2 separate regions of the Homo sapiens genome follow, and region 1 is linked to region 2. The links are chromatin loops, found by intact Hi-C in ENCODE. Cell type or tissue: sigmoid colon. All regions are shown on one strand. Links, peaks and the distances in the headings refer to the core of each region. The heading gives the core; the rest is flanking DNA. Region 1 overlaps PIRAT1 (PU.1 (SPI1) induced regulator of S100A8 and S100A9 alarmin transcription 1). Region 2 overlaps LOC107985869 (a long non-coding RNA gene).

Region 1 (8,845 bases), core at 180-8,179, 84 kb before region 2:
TGAATCTTGTCCAAAGGATTGTCCAGCAGCCGTGAGGGTCATCTGCAGGCTCGATAGCCCGTGTCAGTGGCTTCAGTCAGCACAGCCCTGCGACTGTTCTCCTCAGTGTTTGGCAGCTCAAGAGAGAGGCCAGAGAGGGTTGGGGCAGCAAGGACAGTGCTGATGCAGTGGAGGTCAAGGTCAGGAGGGAATGTTAGAGATGTCTGATGGTCATCTGGGAGGGCCAGGGGCCTGCCAGGATGAGGAGGAGGGAGGTGTGGGCGTGGTGGCAGCTGTGTAGGAGGAGGATGTGCTGCCTGCCTGCCTGCCAGTGCCCCCAGATTCATTCCTGTTCTTTCCAGGGCCCCTCTCCTTCCAGCCTTCAGGCAGTGTACACCAATGGGGGGCCCTGAGGGAGCACTGGGGGTGCAGAGGGGGCGAATCGTGGTCATTTCTTGCCTTCTTCCCCCTTCCTGTGGCCTCACTTACAGTGGCTGTGTTTCCTTCTTGGCTGTGGATCCTGCAGGGAAACCCTTTCCTCCATGATCCCAGCTCCCACTAAGCAGCCACTGCCCCATGGCCCTGACGACCAGTCTCTGGTCACGCTACTTCCTCCCCATGTTCCTCCAGTCTCAGCAGTGGTCCTGGGTTACTAAAGATGCTAATCTCTCTATAATCTGTGAAGTGATTCCCTGGTTGAAATATCTAGAGTGGTTTCTGTCTTCCTCAGAGGACTTTAACTGATATACCGGAAAAGAATTAAAAACAAATATATCTCTCTTGATCTGCTCCCATCTCCTTTTTATACCTTTGCCTCCAAACAAGTGGGGAACAATATATAGTTTAAAAGTTATCCAAAGCAGCAAAATAAAGGAATGTGCACGTGTGGATACAAATGTCTTCTGATTGGAGAAAAGATGGGGCATGATGGCCTTGGGGTAACTGGAAGAGCCAGCACAAGCTTCTTTGCCACCTTCCAGAGATGAAAGCGGTGTGAACACAGAGCCAGGTTTGAGTATGCCGTCATCTATGTGGCCCTCTGGCCTCTAAGTAGCTCCTCTACCATAGGTTTGGTACCTGAAATTCCTCTATTCCTGATATATATATATATATTTTCTATTTGAGTCCAGTTACTTTTCAGCTCCAGGAAGTTTCTGTTGAAATAGAATAAGCAATATAAGAAAGCCACTCTATTAGACCAGGATGGGCTGGCTCTCCAGTTGGAGACGCGTTAGGGGATAGAACCATAATAGAGCTTGGGTTTGAATAGACAGAGAGAAATGGGAAGATTTGTAGGGACAAGCCAGGTGGAGGGTGGCCATGAGGACCAATGGACAGAGAGGGCAGGTTTGCTGGGAATAGACAATGAGCACCTCTACCTGGCTGGCACTTTAAGCAATGGAGGGAGAGGAGGTTGGGCAGGTGGGCTGGAACCCGAGGACCTAGACTGCTGGACTAAGGATTTGCACTTGTCCCAGAAGGCAGTGGGAAGCAGAGCTCTGCACAGAGCTAGAGCATGTCAAGTGGCATGTTAAGACAAAGACAAAGCCCTGAGTCCAGTGGCATCATGGAGAATGGATTGAAAGCAAAGGGAAACTAGAGACAGGAAGACTGACGAGGAGGTCATTGCAATAATCCAGACAAATTGTGATGAGGACCTGGACTAGAATAGTGGCAGGAGACCAGGGAAATAAAGGATGTGAGAGATATTAGGGAGGGACTATTCCACAGGATGAGGCTGGTTGGGTAGGAGAGTTCTAGCAGATGGATGAGATTCAAGCAAGGTTGATTTGTTGGAAGTGCTTCCAAAATATGCACTTTATTACTTATTCTCAGATACTTATGACTTCTCCAATGTCATTACCTAACTCACTTACAATCTGGCAACTCATATCCACTTTATTCATCACATGGGAGTCACTCTTATTCTGTGTTTTCACAAATAGATTCGCTTGACCCTTTAAAAAAGTCTTTTATAACGTAACATGTAATTAATTTTTTTAAACCAAGGCTTACAGAATCCCAGAACCCCCAAATCCAGGCTTGATCAAGAATGATTAGAAAAGCCTGGAAGTGGTAATTAAGCATTAACTTAGTTTGCCCCAATGGGGGACAGACTGTACCTCTCCTATGGCCAACTGAGGTCATGTGACAGCTCAAAGCCCAACTGTCTTATCCAGGAATCACTCCAGTGCAGTCCAGGTTGCCCCCGTTATGGAGGAGGGTCATGCCCACCAGAAAATAAGACATCCTGTCACTAGAGAAATGGCTTATTTTGAGTTTAATTTGGCAGTAAATAGAGTCCTTTCTAGAATTTTCCTTTGAGGTTCAATAGATCATTCAAGGCATTTAGATTCTGAGTTAAATAGATCATACTGGGTATATAAATATAAGGATATATTGGGAAATATACAATATAAATGATAATGGAAGACAACCTTAGTTTGATCCAATCCATGCAAGAAATGGAAATTCTATTGCCTTTGATAAAAGGTTTTCTTCTATGAGCTATATAAGATAAGGATGCTATGGTCACATGGTCACTGCTACTTTTGCCTGGAGAATAATTTCCCCACTAGTAACTATGACTGTCCTCAAAAGCAAAAAGAAATTTTGCTTTTGAGGAAATGGCAAGTTTCCTTGAAGCCACCACACTTATTCCCCACAGTAGATGCTGGCCCCACTTCTGTGAAACCCCCTGGAAGACCCTCTTAATTCACTGACCTAGTTCTCAACATCCTGCCTCAACCCACTATTTTCCCCTATCCCTGTACTGCTTCTGAGTGTTCAGGTCATCAACTTCATTCTCTCATTTCTGTCCTTCCTCCCACAGGACTCAATGTACAATATTCCATTCCAGCATTGAATTTGGGGTCAATGGATGACATTCAGATGCTCTACTCTTGCCATGCTTTCTACTTTCATGAGAATTTTGATTTATTCTATGTTAAAATTAACTAAGTTAATTTTAATCAATCCCTACCCTTGATGTAAATGTACACTTCCAGCAAGGTCCTGGTTTGGGGAGTTTGTTCATTTAACAAATGTTTAATGAGCACCTGCTAGTTTCTAGCCCAGTGCTAAATGCTGAGTTACTGAAGTAAAAATTGTGTTCCCTCCAGGAGCTCCCAGGCTGGAGGGGGCAGAAAATTATTACATGCAAGCACAGATGACTTGTAAGAATCTTTGCTGATTTGGATGGAAATTTTCTGCCCTTGGAATTTGGTATCTAATCCCTAAATAAAACACTTTAAAGAATGCCAATTAGAAGGAATAGGCAAGACTAAAATCAGTTGTTGTGTTTGTGGATTAGGGATGATTTATATTCTAATTTAAAATTTCCTTTAATGATAAAATAATATTTAGGCAATCAATTCAAATGTAAATTTTGGATAATGTCACTGTGACTCATAAACTCACTATCCACCTGCCACACTGGTGGAGACATCTGACCAATGAGGTTAGAACAGGTGGCTGCCTCAGAATCCCACATAGGAGCTGTGGACAATGTCTGCCGCCCCTCTGCGGACACTGAACTACATGGTTTTGGGTGTTTTTGCATCTAAAAGTTGCCTTTTGGCCCACCGCACCCCCCTATCCTGTACCCATATAAACCCTAAACCCCTGGCTCCACAAGAGGATGAACAGAAGAACAGAAGAGCAGCAGAATGGCACAGCAGAGAGAAGAGAAGGAGTGTCTAAACACCAAGAGTAGTTCTGCTGGAGGTGGTCAGAGAGGAGATCAGTTGCTGGATGGGCAAACCCCATGGGAAGATCATCTTCCCACTTCATCCCCTTTCTAGCTCCCCATCCATCCTGCTGAGAGCCACCTCCACCACTGAAGTCCCACATTCACCTTCCTCAGGTTCATGTGCAACCTCATTCTTCCTGGATGCTGGACAAGGACCTGGGTATCAAGAGGGCACTGAGCTGTTTAACACTTAAGTCGTCTGTGGACAGCAAGGCTAAAGGAGTGCACTGTAACACATGACCATTTGGGCTTTGGGAGTCTCAAGCTCCCACCCCTGAACACTGCCATGGGGCTGGAGCCCACGGGCACTCACCCTGGCTCCTGCACATGCCCGTCTGCATGCTCCCCCTCCCATAAGAAGTTTGAGCATGGATAGTGGCCAAACATATGAGCCACACCCCTGTCACAGGTCTTTTGGGGTGTGGGAGGGGCGGTGGTCAGGGAAGTCTCCTGTTTCACTTGTCTACCTTGAGCCCAGCAGTGTATTGGTATCACGACAGTTGCAAAGAAAATGAAGTCCCCACCTTCCTGGACTGCCCCAGTGTGAGATTTCAGAAACTGCCACTGCTGTGAGAGTGTGGGTGAAGGTGGAAAAAACTGGCAGAGGATAGCACTAATGGAGGATGTCTATGTGGTATAAAGCCTGTCAGTGTCACCGAGAGGCTCAGGAGATAGATGATCAAGAAACTTCATCATTTTCTAGAACAGTACCAGTCAGAGGAGGAGTCACAATCTGCATGTTTCCCAGACCAGAGCAGTTATCAAATCCCAAGTCTGCTGGTTGCCAGCACCTCCCAGAGGACCCCCTGTCCAGGGAGGCTGCTTGAAAACATTAGCACCAGGCTAGATCCCTGAATAGGCACAGCTTCAGTGAGCAGGGAGTAGGCTAGGCCCAGAGCCTCATTCTTTGCTCGATTCAGGAGCCTTGGGAGGCTGGTGGAGGGGTGAACTGAGGTGCCTGCTGTGTAACCAGGGCTAGGGCTGTCTCTCAGGGAGTTCATAGCAGGACACTCCTTTGCTTACTGTCGAGGTTTGCTCTCTGGTGACTTCCAAATTAGGAATCCAAGCTAGCCTGGAAACCCAGGAATGCAGGAGGAGAAAAAGGCATGTCCCAAAGAGGGGACTGAGCTGATCTTGGCCCACCGCCTGAAAGGAAAGGCCACAAGTTCTCTATCCACCCGGCACTCTGATCACCCCCTCCTCAATGGCACTTTTATTCCGTAAAACTCATTTGGTTGAACTTCTGACAATAGGTATATTTATTTTTATTAAAAGCATTAGGAAAGAACATTTGCAGTTTTATGATTTCTACTTCCATCCATAGTCTGTGATAGAAGATGATGCTCTTTGGCTTGTTACCAATGCCAACAAACAAATAATGTGTTTGACTTTCATTTGGTGCCGGGGACCCAGGCTCAGGCAATACTGGCCAGTGATGATTATTTATGGTAGAATATAAAACGGAACTTTGATTTATGAATCAATTATTTGCTATGTGGTTTTAAAATGTGCTCCTACGTATTTTTACATGGAGGCTCAAAGACAAACAGGTGCTGGTCTCTTGGTTTACACTTTATGGTGATTAGCAGGTCAGGAGGGGTGAGGAGCAGGCAGGCAGGCCAGCACCCAGTGCATCCTGAGGCCAGGTGGGAAAAGAGGCAGCTTTGTGGATCACAGGCCCTGGGGGGAAATATTTCAGCATTCTCAGCTCATCCCTCCCGCCATCCCCCTGTTCTCCTTTGTGTCCTGGGTAAGCGTCTCAGGCCCCAAGCACTGTGGGGGCAGAGTTATTGTTCTCTCTATACTGGTGGGTCCCTGAGAAATGAATAATTGCGCCCCTGAGGTAAGAAGAAGTACAACACTTCCAGGAAACCTCCTTTGTTCCCTGGCCCTACCCCTGGGGGTGACCGCGGCCAGGCTGTTTTCTAGACCATATTTTCTTCCTTGACTGACCTGCTGCACACCCACCAGACTCAGACCTCCACCCCATGTAACAGCTGCGCGGACCAGGATGCAAGACCACAGGCAGAGGCGAGGGGAAGAGCCCCAGAGCATCACCCCCACTACCCACTAATGGTTGGAGGAAACCTTCGAGATCAGCCTGGGGCAATTGTCCAAATTGCCTTTTGGGGCCTTTTGTTAATTATTATTATTATTATTATTATTATTATTTTTATTTATTTATTTATTTTGAGGCAGAGTCTCACTCTGTTGGCCAGGCTGGAATGCAACCTCCACCTTCCAGGTTCAGGGTTCAAATGATTCTCCTGCCTCAGCCTCCTGAGTAGCTGGGATTACAGGTGTGCCCCACCGCACCCAGCTAATTTTTTTATTTTTAGTAGAGATGGGGTTTCGTCACGTTGGTCAGACTGGTCTCGAACTCCTGACCTCAGGTGATCTGCCCGCTTCCGCCTCCCAAAGTGCTGGGATTACGAGCATGAGCCACCGTGCTCAGCCTGTTAATTAATTTTTAATTTATTTTGTCTAACACGTATTTGTTGAGCATTTGTTCAGTGCCAGCCCAATGGTGAAATAACTGACATTGTGCCTTGTGGTTCTTACTGTCTAGCTGGGAACAGAGCTGAGCACCAGGCAGTTGCTCTGCACTGTGGCGAGGGGGCTGATTAGGGGAGCTCTGGGCACTGTCAGAGGGGCGCCTTGCCTTCGCTTGGCTTGGTGGCTGGGGTGGAGGAGGACAGACAGGGAAGAATGAGTGAAAATCGGGCAGGCAGACTGAGTTTGGGAGTGGGGGTGAGGAAAAGATGCTGGTGAGGGTGCTCCCAGCAGAGGGGACAAACCTCAAAGCAGCTGCATACAGACAGGAGGAAGCATGGTGGATTCTGAGAGCTGGCAGAGGCTGGATAAGCCTGGAGCCCTGGGCGCCAGGTGGCAGGCATGGAGAGGTGCCTGAGAGAGAACCAGGGGACTGATCGTGGGGACTTCAAAGCCATGTTGGAGGTTCAGGCTGACAGTCTCATCGCCAGGCCATCACTCTCACTGCCAGGATCGTGGTCAAATGTTCTCTGACCCCCTCCAAGCCTGGCCAGTGCTGTGGGCTAGGACCAGAGGAAGGGAAGACAGAGAACAGGACATCGTGATGGAGGGAAGCAGAGCAGCTTCCCCAAGGGCTCTGTTTTTGTCCTGCTCCCTTGGGTCACCCAGCTTTGGCAAACAGCCCTGTGGGCCAGGGTGGGGAGGCTCTTGCCACTTATTTTTAATTTCCAGGATGCCTTAATAAATGTCATTCTTATCTCAGGAAATGAGTTTGAAATTTTGCAGACACACCATGCCCAGCGTGGCAGAAAAGCTCTCACTGCCTCTGCAAGGGCTGCTCTAAAATCCTCATGACCAAGGTTGCTGCCGGGGTCTCTTGGTAGACTCAGGCTCTCCCTGGCCATGGCACCTTAGCCAAGTCATTGAACCTGGACACTTTTTGTCCAACAGATTTGTTTTCCTGTTTCAGTCTCTGAAGGAGGAATTGCTTTTGCTCCTCCTGGCTCTGTCATCTGCCCTCCCTGGACCTAAGCCCTCTCTTTTCTCTCCTGTGTCTCCTGGCCTCAGACAGGCTGCCCACCATCCCACCCTGACTTCTGGCTGTGTAGCAGGAATGGTGTGCACTGGACATGGCAGGTCAGAGCGGAAATGCCTTGGCAGAGAGGTGGGAGGCAGCTTTCCTGGCCCTCAGCTCTGCTGCACCGGCTTCGGGCCAACATTTCTTTTCCTTCCTTTTACAAACAGTCTGTTCAACCACAAGACTGGACTAGAAGATAACCCATTTACACAGTGAAGATTCGGGTGACAGAGGTGAGAAGCCAGTCTTGGGAGCTCCTGCTACCGTGTGTGGCTTCTGACATGAACCTTGGGAACGCCTTCACTGGTCTGGCCCATGAGCAGCCAACCTAGCAGCTCCAACAATAGGCTTCACTCCTGCCAGGGGAAGCTGGCTGAGCCCTTGGCGGGCAACACCCAGCTGCTTTCACTTCCCTGGCAGGAGCTACAGGAAAGACGAGAGCCCTGGAACCCACAACAGGCCCACTGAGCGTTCATTGACTTCCTAGGGGTTTGCCCTACCCTGGGCTCACGTCTCACATGCTGGCTTAAGCAGGATAAGACACTCTGCAATCCAGTTCTGAACTGTGTATACAAGCTGTAGCGCTCAGAAGAACACTGAGAAAGGGAAGGTGACGTGGGCTGGAAGGTGATGGGTCATGTAGGAGTGCCGAGCCTCTTGGCGACTGTGTGTGGAGAGTTTTAGGTCTGTACCAAAACGCAATTCTTTTGCCTCTTTCGCACCACTAGTTAGCGGGCTCTAAGGCAGGTGGTATTCATGGCATGTTCACTGCCTATCCACCCGGTCACTGAGCAGACACTTATAGGACATTAACTTTATTCCCTTCCCTGGTCAGATGGTGAGGAAGTACAAGGGTGATGGGTAGGGTGCTGTCCCCAAGGAGCTCACAGTGGGGCTCAAGGCTTTGAGGCTTAGGGTCATGGTTGCTTGTTGAGCTGTATCCCAATACAAAGCTCACAGGTAACCAATCTGATGACCAAGGTTAAGCCCACTAAAATGTTCTAATGACCCCTTGCATAGAGAACAAGGACTTACAATAGAACAGGATGACACCAGGTGCATTTTGTTTCGTAATCTGTTGACAGCAAGCTTTATCTGAAATCTTTTCCATTATGAAAGGCTAAGGAAGCCCCATTCATCCCAGTTACCACTGCCTAGGAACCATATCATGTGACACAGGCTAATTAGAGGGCCCGGGTTTGAGTTCTGACTCTTACCTCCTCCTATCCTGGGCAGGTCACTACTGCTCTGTGCCTCAGTTTCACCAAGGAGAAATAAAATATAACAGCAAAAAACACCAAACTAGTAAAAACAAAATTATCTACCATAATAGTAAGGTATTAAGTTCTAGTAGTATCATCATATGGGAGAATCTGGTATAAACTTAATAAAGCTACAGGATAATTCAGTTGTAGTATTCAGTTTCCAGCCACATGAGAAATACCTGAAGAATATTCATTTCTAATTTTCCTCAACCCAGAAGCTGCTCAGTAAATTCCCACAAAACCACCTTAGATCTTAGGTGAGGACCAGCTTAATATTCA
Region 2 (8,845 bases), core at 621-8,620:
AAGCCCCCATGTACATCCATTCTTTGAAACAATGCCTGGGGCTAGGGAAATGATCTCCCCTAGAGTGACTGTAATTCATCATTCCAAACTGAGAAACTGTAGAGAGTGGCAAATGCAAGCCGGAAGGGACTCTAGAACCATAGTCCTAAGCCAGGACCATCCCAGGAAAACAGATCTTGCAACCATTCTTGTTCCCAATTACATCCAGTCTCTGCTGGCCCTGCCACAGGCTCTGGGGACTCAGTGCTTTATGGGTGCTGCATTTACATTTGCTGGCCAAGAGATGCAAAATAAAACCATGGTCAAATTTCAATTGCCTGCCTGGAAATATAAGACCAGTACCCAGGAAGTGGAATAAAGAGCTGGTTTAGGGGTTTGAACTTCCACCAAATTGACTCAACCACCATGTAACCGGAGGCCCCAGTTTTTGGGACATAGCTGTCTATAGTCTGATTGGTGGCATTTTTCAGGCAGAATAAGGAAATTATATCAGTCAAGAATGCATTTGTCCTAATTTGTACTGATTTGCTGCTGCCCGTTCAAAGGATCTTATTTAAGACCAGAGTAATTTGTTTTCTGTGCTGCCTTGAACAAAACTCCTCCCTGCACTTGAGCGTATAATATTTGTAGACATTTGTCTTCAGGCTAGTGCAGTAATCTTCCTTGTATGCAACTGGGTTTTCTCTGAAAAGACAGTTGTTTAAAGTTCAGCCCAACGTTTATTGACTTTTTTTGTGCTTGTATCTACAGAGAAATCATAGTCACTGGTTTGAACGGACTAATCAAGACCTATGAACTGCTGTCTGCACTAATATCCACTTTCCCAGAGATCAAAGCCACGTGGCTGGGGAGACAGACTTTCAGCTGCTTTTCTTGCATCCTTTTCTGATCAGAGTGATTTATCACTTGAATGCCATCATCGGGTCACAGGCTTTTTACTTCAGATATTTGGTATCAGACTGTTGAGTATCAGATGATTTAGCATTTGAGTTTATGCTTAATCTGTCTTATAAACAACCCTGTGATTTAAAAGAAAATGAAAGCCTCTTCTATGAGGAAAGCCTTGTCTATGGGACTCTAAGAAATGGGAGGAGGCAATATTTAGGAAATCCAGTAGGCCTCATTTAATCTCTCCTTCCTTTAACCCAGGGATAGAACAGCATGTTGTGATGAGGACATTCTATCCCTGAGCCAGGATGAAATGGTGCAGGATGAGGGCATTGTTCCTCACTGTGCAGGAAGGAAGAACAGGGATCATTTGCCTCCATTTTTCAGAGATTCCTGGCTCCTCTTGACCCTGAACTCCCCATTGTATTTTTGGGAAGAATACCCACAGTACTTCCACAGACAGAAAAACCTCGAGGGCAAAGCCCAAACGTTATGGTTGCTATGATCTCTCTACTAACCTCAAAGAATAAACTACAACATTCTAAGCATATGGATCTCTATGTGGCCCCTGCCAGGAAAATTGTCTGTTCTGAATCTGGTACCAGCCCTTCAAATCCAGAAAAGCTAGGTCCTAAGGTGGTGCTGAGCATGTAGAAGAAGGGTTGCAAACCAGCTTTCCTAGTTGCAATGACCACAGATCCTAGGGACCTCTTCAGTGTTAAGTTTCTCCCCAGACCCCACTGCTGCCCTGGGGGTTTGCCGGATATCGCTTCTTGCATCGAGGGCTGCCTTCTCTCACATTTGCCCTGCCATTTGATGTCCCAAATCTTGAACAGGCCTGCCTGGCCTCACCTTGATAGCACCTTCACCATAGTAAGTATTCAGTATCTGGATTGGCAGACCACCAGGCGGACCCAGTGAGATTGACTGGTACCCAGTAGCAGCTCAATCCATACTCCATGAATGAATGAATGAATGAATGAGGATTGAAGGAAGTATGAAATTCCAGCCATGCTTCCCAGGGGAGGGTCTGCAGCCCTGACTCAGACAGAGACGGTAACAGGAGCAGTTTGAACCACCCATCACCACTCCAGCCTGGAGGCTCTATGGGAAGAGACCAGGAGCAAGGGAGAAAGAGTAGGCCCTTGCTCTGGACAGATCCTCTAGTGCTGCTGCTGTAGGGCCAGAGTAAGGACCCCTTGTGAGGATGAGAAAGGAAGAAGTGTCTCCTCCACAACCCGGGCTAAGTCCAAGCAACCTCTGCATTTCTTCATTCAGAACCTTTGCTCAGCCTAGGATGTGTTGAGGACATAATGAAGTGATGAGTGCTCCCCTGACTCTCAGGGGTCCCAAAGGGGTCATCTGTGGTTTGATGATCCTCCTGGCTAAATGGTTCCTACAGCTGTTGCTTAGGTTCAGAAGAAAAGCGGCTTCCACATACCCATACCTCATCTGCTAGAATTAACAACATTAAAAGATAAGGCTAGTGATGTCGCAGCCTCCGGACAGATCATCCCGGTCAGTCTACCTTAAAGATGGAACTTCATGGAAATGAAGGGGTGGAGAGGAGTTGTATGAAACCAGACATCTTCTGAATTCTGCAGAAAATGCTACGGCCAGATTCACCGTACAGAGTCTGATAAATGCCAGAGGTGAGAGGGGGGTTTGGATGTGGTCACAGTCAGTCATAGGGCTGCAATATAGCCCCTATGTCTCTGGCTTTTTTAAAGGTTAATTCACAAAACAAAAAGTCCAGAAGTGTGCCTGGTAATGACAGGAGCTCAGTAAATAGTTGTTGATGGAGTGACCCAGCATGTCTCTAGCTGCCCGTGTACTGGCTGTGTAGAGCCATTTTCCTGGAGGCCGAGGCAGATCTGAACCATGACTTGAATCCACGCAGGTGGTGATGTACACATGGCAGCCTTTCCATTCCACTCATCCATAGCCTGTGTTGGCCAGAAGAGAAGCTCTGAATAGTAACTTCTCTATATTTTTGCTGTTAAAAATAACAAACTCTGGGCACTAGATCAGGAGCTATTTCTTTCCTTGTAGACAAGTAGGTCCTGCATGGAGAAGCAAGTCTCTTCTGCCCAGAGGATCCATAGTCAAATGCTTGCAGGGGAGATTATATTCTAGAAGCTCTGAAATAGTCAGAAATGCCCCCAGCCTCTCTGAGGGAGGGATTCATTCCAACCCAAAAGGATGTCTCTATACAGGCTCGTGTGAGCACAGGGTAGCTAAAGGTGCCTTGGGCAGCAAGCACCTGCACACCTGGCAAGGGCTATGGTGACAGGTGAGATGGGTCTGAAGTGAGAGCAAAAGGATGTGGCTTTATGGAACCTCAGGCTGACTTCAGAGGCTGACACTCACCTCCTGCCCCTGCCAGCTGCTCAGCCTGGACCCCCAGGGCACCTCCCAAAAAGCTCACCAGTCATTCTCCAGCGATAGTATTTGTCACACACTGGCATTTCCTACACTCCTACTGACCACATCTCCAGGGACTGCTGGGAGCCCACTGACCAAGCTCCCGAAGATGTGAGTCAGCAAGCTGGCATGCTTAAGAAAGGGGTGTTTGGCCCTGACTTGAGAGCTTCCCAGACCCAGCATTCCTTCTCCCCTGCTGTACCAAAGCCCCCAGATCACCATTTCTTAGAAAGATAAGAAGGGCATTCCGTCCAGTCTTGGGCCTCTTTGATGTTCCTGCCCCATAGGTAGCCCCAGAGGGACAGCATCACCATTATTCCTTTTGAGTGGCACTGGATGAAAACAGAAGAATCACTGAGAAGTTGTCAAACATTTAGATTCCTGGGCCCCACTCAAGACATTCTCTGGGGTGGAGGGTCGGAAGTAGGAAGCAGCAATCTGCATTCAAATACATCCTCCAGGAGCTTTCAAGACCCTGCCAGGACCGGGAATCACTAAACATTAAAGAGTATAACAACTTCAAAAGTGCATTAAAAATTTCCTTTTTTTTGGCTAAGACCTTTGGAAGGGGAATTTGACTCAGAGATAATTTTGCTTCCTGATAACTGCAGAAGTAGCTCTCTCTTTCCTTAAAACAGGGAGATCCTCTGGGATCTCTGTATATCTGAGACCAGCAAGAATCTGAGACTGTCTCCAACTCAGTGTAGGCTGCAACTCGCCTTCCTAGGCATTCCAGACTCCCACAGACGATGCAGCTCCCAGCACGTTCCTGACTGCCAGAGACAAGTGAGGCTGTGAGTTTCTGCCCAGGGCTTACCAGATCCTGAAAACTTCTAGAAGGGATTTTCCTGGGCTATCAAGCACTGACACCTAGAAAGAGGTAAAACTTGATGTATCTTGCAGGGCCAATCCCGAGAAACCGCTAAACTCCCCATATTACATGAAGGGCAGAGAGGTGTCTTAAAAAAAAAAATCAGAGTGAAGCCAGAACACATGCTGCCAACAAGACTGAATTAGGTAATGAGAAAGACAATGTTTGTTGCCAGGACTGAGGCAGGAAATAAATCATTTTTCTTTAACGAATCTCTCTGTTTACATTGTTCTCTTTCCTCACAGGACTGGCTCAGAAAAGACCTGTTTTTGTTGTTGTTGTTGTTATTTTGTTTTGACTCCTTGGCCAGTAGGATTAGGTCCCATTGAGCCTCAGCCTGGCGGCGGGTGGGGGGGGGGGTGCCACAGCTGAAGCCACTGTTGTGACTCACAGGGATGAGGGGTGAAGGCAGCTTCCCCGCTGGGGTGGCACCTGCCTGCTGCTGGTGGGGCCCAGGTGGGGCTGGCCCAGATGCTTGAGGGTCAGAGGGGGTCACGTCAGACTTTCTCACATTTGTATCCTCAGCTTTCAGCACAGTGCTTAACCAACACCCAACACAATAATGACAGAATGAGTAAACAATTGATGGCTTTGAAGGTGGGCAAGACAAATCTCTCTTAATCTCTCCACACACGTATACATATATACACACTAGGGGAGAAGGAAGGAGGTGGAGGAGGATAGGGAGAATGATAGATGCATAAGGTATTTCACAGGTCAGAATCATAGGTGACTGCCTGGGGGCAAGAGGGAGGACCCATCCCTGTCACCATAGCTCAGAGGTTCCAGGTCCATCAACAGCCCATTTCATCTGTTCCTGGAATGCCGTATGAAGAGGTAGGAACAGGCCATGATCAGAAGGCTCCAGAGCAGAAAGCCCATCTGTACCCACTTTGCTCCTCACACATGGTCTCTGGCCCACAGAATACCCCCTGCAGAATCATGTGAAGTCCTGCCCTTGTCCTGGTTGTTTCTCTTTCTCTGTATCTCAAGAACCCACTGGTTTCATCTCTGGTTTCACCACATCATGACATTACATGCATGAGGGGGCTCTACCTCTTCACGGCATCATCAGCCAGGGGTGAGGAGAGAAGCCCCAGTGTCCACAAGAAAATGAGGGTGGTGCCACCACATTTAACTCCTTCCTTGCCCATCTGCTCTTTCCCTGGGAAAGGAGTGTCATGACAATATCAACCCTTATTCTATCTGAATAGTCACGGTTCTGTGGCATCAAGGACAGATGCCCTTGATGACAAAAGTGGCTGGTTGTGTGTGCAATGGAGAGATTGTACTTCACATACATTTTTCTGCCTTAAAATAACCAGAAGAAAATCACTGTTCTTTTGGCTCAAGCAAAAATAAAACTGTTTTTTTGAAAGCCTTATTTAAAGGGTTCATTATCTTGCAGGCTGCTAACTATATACTCTGCACCACACTCAATAAAAGCTTCATATAACTGTCTTTGAAATTAACAGCCACCTCTTGTGCTTTTCAAGTTATTAAAGACGTTGGCATGGTGGAGAGATTGTAAACTTTCTATACTGGTGATTAGTCAGCGGGACCACATCCCACCAAATCCCCCAGAGCGTTTCTAACAAAAAGTTCCTTGTGACCCAAGCGCCAATTTTTCTTTCTTGTCTGTTCATTCTAATTCCACTCAATTACTCCTGAGCAAGCTGTTTTATTCCTGTCAACTCATGTTATTTACTGGAGCCTGTCAAGAAGACTGAAGTGGAGGCTGATATTATGTAGGATGTTTTGAGACTCATTAAAACACTTTAAAACAATCACCTATTGTGATATTCACAGTCCTATGTGGGGTGGCCTTGCCTGGACCATTTGGAGCCTGGATCACTTTATTTATTTGCTATTAAAAGCTTCAAGTTAGAATGGCTTTTTTTGCTGCAAAATTTTTGGACTTAGGGATGCAAGGCCTGGTCAGGGTTCCTGGAGATTTCTGGGCAGGGATCTGAAAATAAATGGATTAAGTGTGTGTGTGGTGGGGAGCCCGGGGGAGGACTCCTGGACCAGCTCTGTATCTCTGATGAGCTGATGAGAAATGGGGGTCAGCCCCAACTCGCCAGAGAGCTCTTCCTCCTAGAACCGAGGCAGATTTCCTTAGGAAAGTGGGTGAGAGCAGTTTTCCTCTGAAGATAAAGTTCCCTGCTGTGTCATTTTTAGTCCGTCATTATTCATGCAATAATGAACAATCTGTCTGAACAAGGCACCAGGCTAGATTTCCTGAGAGTGTAAAGCAGATAACTGTATAGTCCTTAGATCATTAGCTGAAGAGTCCATTTAATTGATGCCATATGGAGTGTCAGGTGCCAGGTGGACCACGTGCAGCCTGAACTCTGGGCAGGGAGGGGCCAAGGCAGTCTCATTCTGTCCACACCCCTCCCAGCCTCCTCTTGCTCCCCACTCTTGTCTCCCACGTGCCGGCTGCCCATCCTCCCTCCTGCTACCAGCATCTACCCCTGGCTAAGCGTTGCTAGGAACTCAGCCTTGACAGCCCCTGGGGTTGGAGGTTGATTCCTATTCTAAGCTCCCTCAGAATGCAACAAAGAACCTGTGTTCAAGCTGGGGTGGAAGTCGAGGATTCTTGATTTCCAAGTCCCAAGATCTAGAATTTCTTATTTCTTAAAAAAATCCTTGAAAAAAAGGCCTCCTTTCTTCAGTGATTCTAAGATACTTTATGATGGCATGGTCTCAAAGCAATACTGAGAAAAAAGCCAAGTCACCTGGGCCACTGCCTGCATCATTTCACACACTTCTAGAACATGGTTTTCCCACCAGTGTCTCATGTGTTTGCAGGTGTCATCTCCACCCCAAGCTGGGGGTGTAGGGTCAGGCAGAAGCAGTACAGGCAGAGGGGAATGAAGCAGAAGGTCCAGAGTCTGTATCATCATACAGGGGTGAGCTAGGCCAGTACTTCCCACCTGTGTCCCTCCAGCAGTGGGATGCCAATCTCTACTCTAAGTGCAGATCGTTCTGAGTCACATAAGCCTGGGAAGGACTGCCCACTATATCCCCAGCTCCTACGCTGGTTCTCACTACCATGAGTTTAGAAAGTGCTAGACTAGTTGATCTCCAAGATCTTTCCTAATGCTTGAAATTCTAGGAGGCAATGAATAGAGAATATGAATGCAAAAAAAAATCTATAAGGCATTTGCCTAAGGCAGGGGTTTTCTACCCTGGCTGTGTATAATAATCACCTGGGGAGATATATAAAAAATAAAAGCCCATAGGCCTATGTTCTCAGCCTGAGGATTAGGATTCATCAGGTCTGGGGTGGACCCCAGCCTCTGCATTTCTAGCAACCCTCCAGTCAGTTTTGATGAACAGCAGGCGTCAGAGCTGAGAAGTTGGGGCTGGGGTTATAACCAGACACTTTCCCAGGCAGTGAGATGAGGGAAGAGCTGACGCAGGATTCTAACATGCCCACTTCTGTTCATGGAGTTTGGCCCACGGGTGATTGTGCCTAGCACATCTTTAGAAGATACTTCCCCAGAAGTCGACAATTAAAGATGCAGTGAAACAGAATTTGTTTTGTTTTATTTTAAACCTCAGACTGACACTTAAACCACATCCCAAGGGCAAACATCTTACAGCTTAATGGATAGGTAGCCACCAGCCTTAGCCATTGCTTGGAATCAGATGGAAAGCAGTGCTGGCTGCCCACCCTAGGAGCACTGGGGACCTGAGAGGAGAAGGGCCCCTGTAAGTGGTGGCCTTCTCAGTGTCCTCTGGCTGCAAGCAGAGCTGACCCAGCCTTCTGTTCAGAAGGTCTCAGCTTCAGGACAGAGAGGCTGGCCTGGGTGGTGGGGTAGGACAGAGAGAGCAGGAGTTCAGGAAGTGGATCAGACCAGCTGCCCAGGCCAACGAGGTTTGTTCTCATAAACCAGGCTGAGTTCCTGGGTGGGGAGGACACTGTGGCCCCTGTTTCATGGGTCCTCACATGCACACACACTGGAGAGCAGTTCAGCAGCCTGACTGCTGGGCAAGTGCTGCCTGTTGCCTGGGGTTGTCTGCTCCTGCTCAGGAGGATGAGCCAAAAGAGATGAATCTTACAGATGACTGGAGTTTAGGGTGAAGTGCAAGCCCAGAAAATAGGTCTCATTCCTGCTACTCCCTCTCGTATATTCTACAATTCAGACAAACTGCATGAGTCATTGCTGTTTAGAAAAATCCTCTGCTTCTCCTCTTTTGTGCATTTGCTCCTGTTTTTCCTTCCCTACCCCATCTGCTGGACTCCTACACATACTCCCAAGCCTACGTCAAATGTCTCCTCTGCTCAGCTCCCCATAGGGTGCAGTGATATCTCTCCCCTTGGGAACTGCCAGAGTATACTGCATGTATCTATCATCTGGCATCTCTCTTACACAGCTGTGTTTCTTATCCCCTTCTATTGCAAGCACTCGGAAGGCAGAGACTGGGTCTTTGTCTCCCTTTGGCCCCAGCCTGTTTCCATATTGTGCTTTTTATGTATTATAGCAGGCACCCATGAATGTCTACGGAATGGAAGTTAATTCTGGGCTGACAGTAATTGTAAAGCATCACAGCCCTTGCTAGCTGTCATGGGGAGGCAATCCTGGGCACTGTCTCCATCACTGCTGTCACCATGTAGCATGATGAGTCCTTTCTCATGCTGCTAATAAAGAC

Evidence for each region. Peaks named below come from ENCODE experiments on the same cell type or tissue, not always from the same donor. Only the 100,000 strongest peaks of a DNase experiment are listed, where the experiment ranks them.
Region 1: a loop joins it to region 2, with 2.3 times the contacts of the local background. A loop is called at or near these places in 1 of 110 quality-filtered maps.

Annotation. Positions count from the first base shown.
Region 1 is chr2:37,854,398-37,863,242 of GRCh38, reverse strand. All of the region lies in intron 2 of PIRAT1 (PU.1 (SPI1) induced regulator of S100A8 and S100A9 alarmin transcription 1), which reads left to right. Among named protein-coding and RNA genes, the nearest start is that of PIRAT1, 17 kb to the left of the region's middle. In sigmoid colon, for the core only: no CTCF peak of the experiment used is centred there; DNase peaks (open chromatin) are centred at 4,672, 6,882 and 7,647; H3K27ac peaks cover 1,699 bases.
Region 2 is chr2:37,771,263-37,780,107 of GRCh38, reverse strand. All of the region lies in intron 2 of LOC107985869 (a long non-coding RNA gene), which reads right to left. Among named protein-coding and RNA genes, the nearest start is that of PIRAT1, 100 kb to the left of the region's middle. In sigmoid colon, for the core only: no CTCF peak of the experiment used is centred there; DNase peaks (open chromatin) are centred at 4,087 and 8,137; H3K27ac peaks cover 583 bases.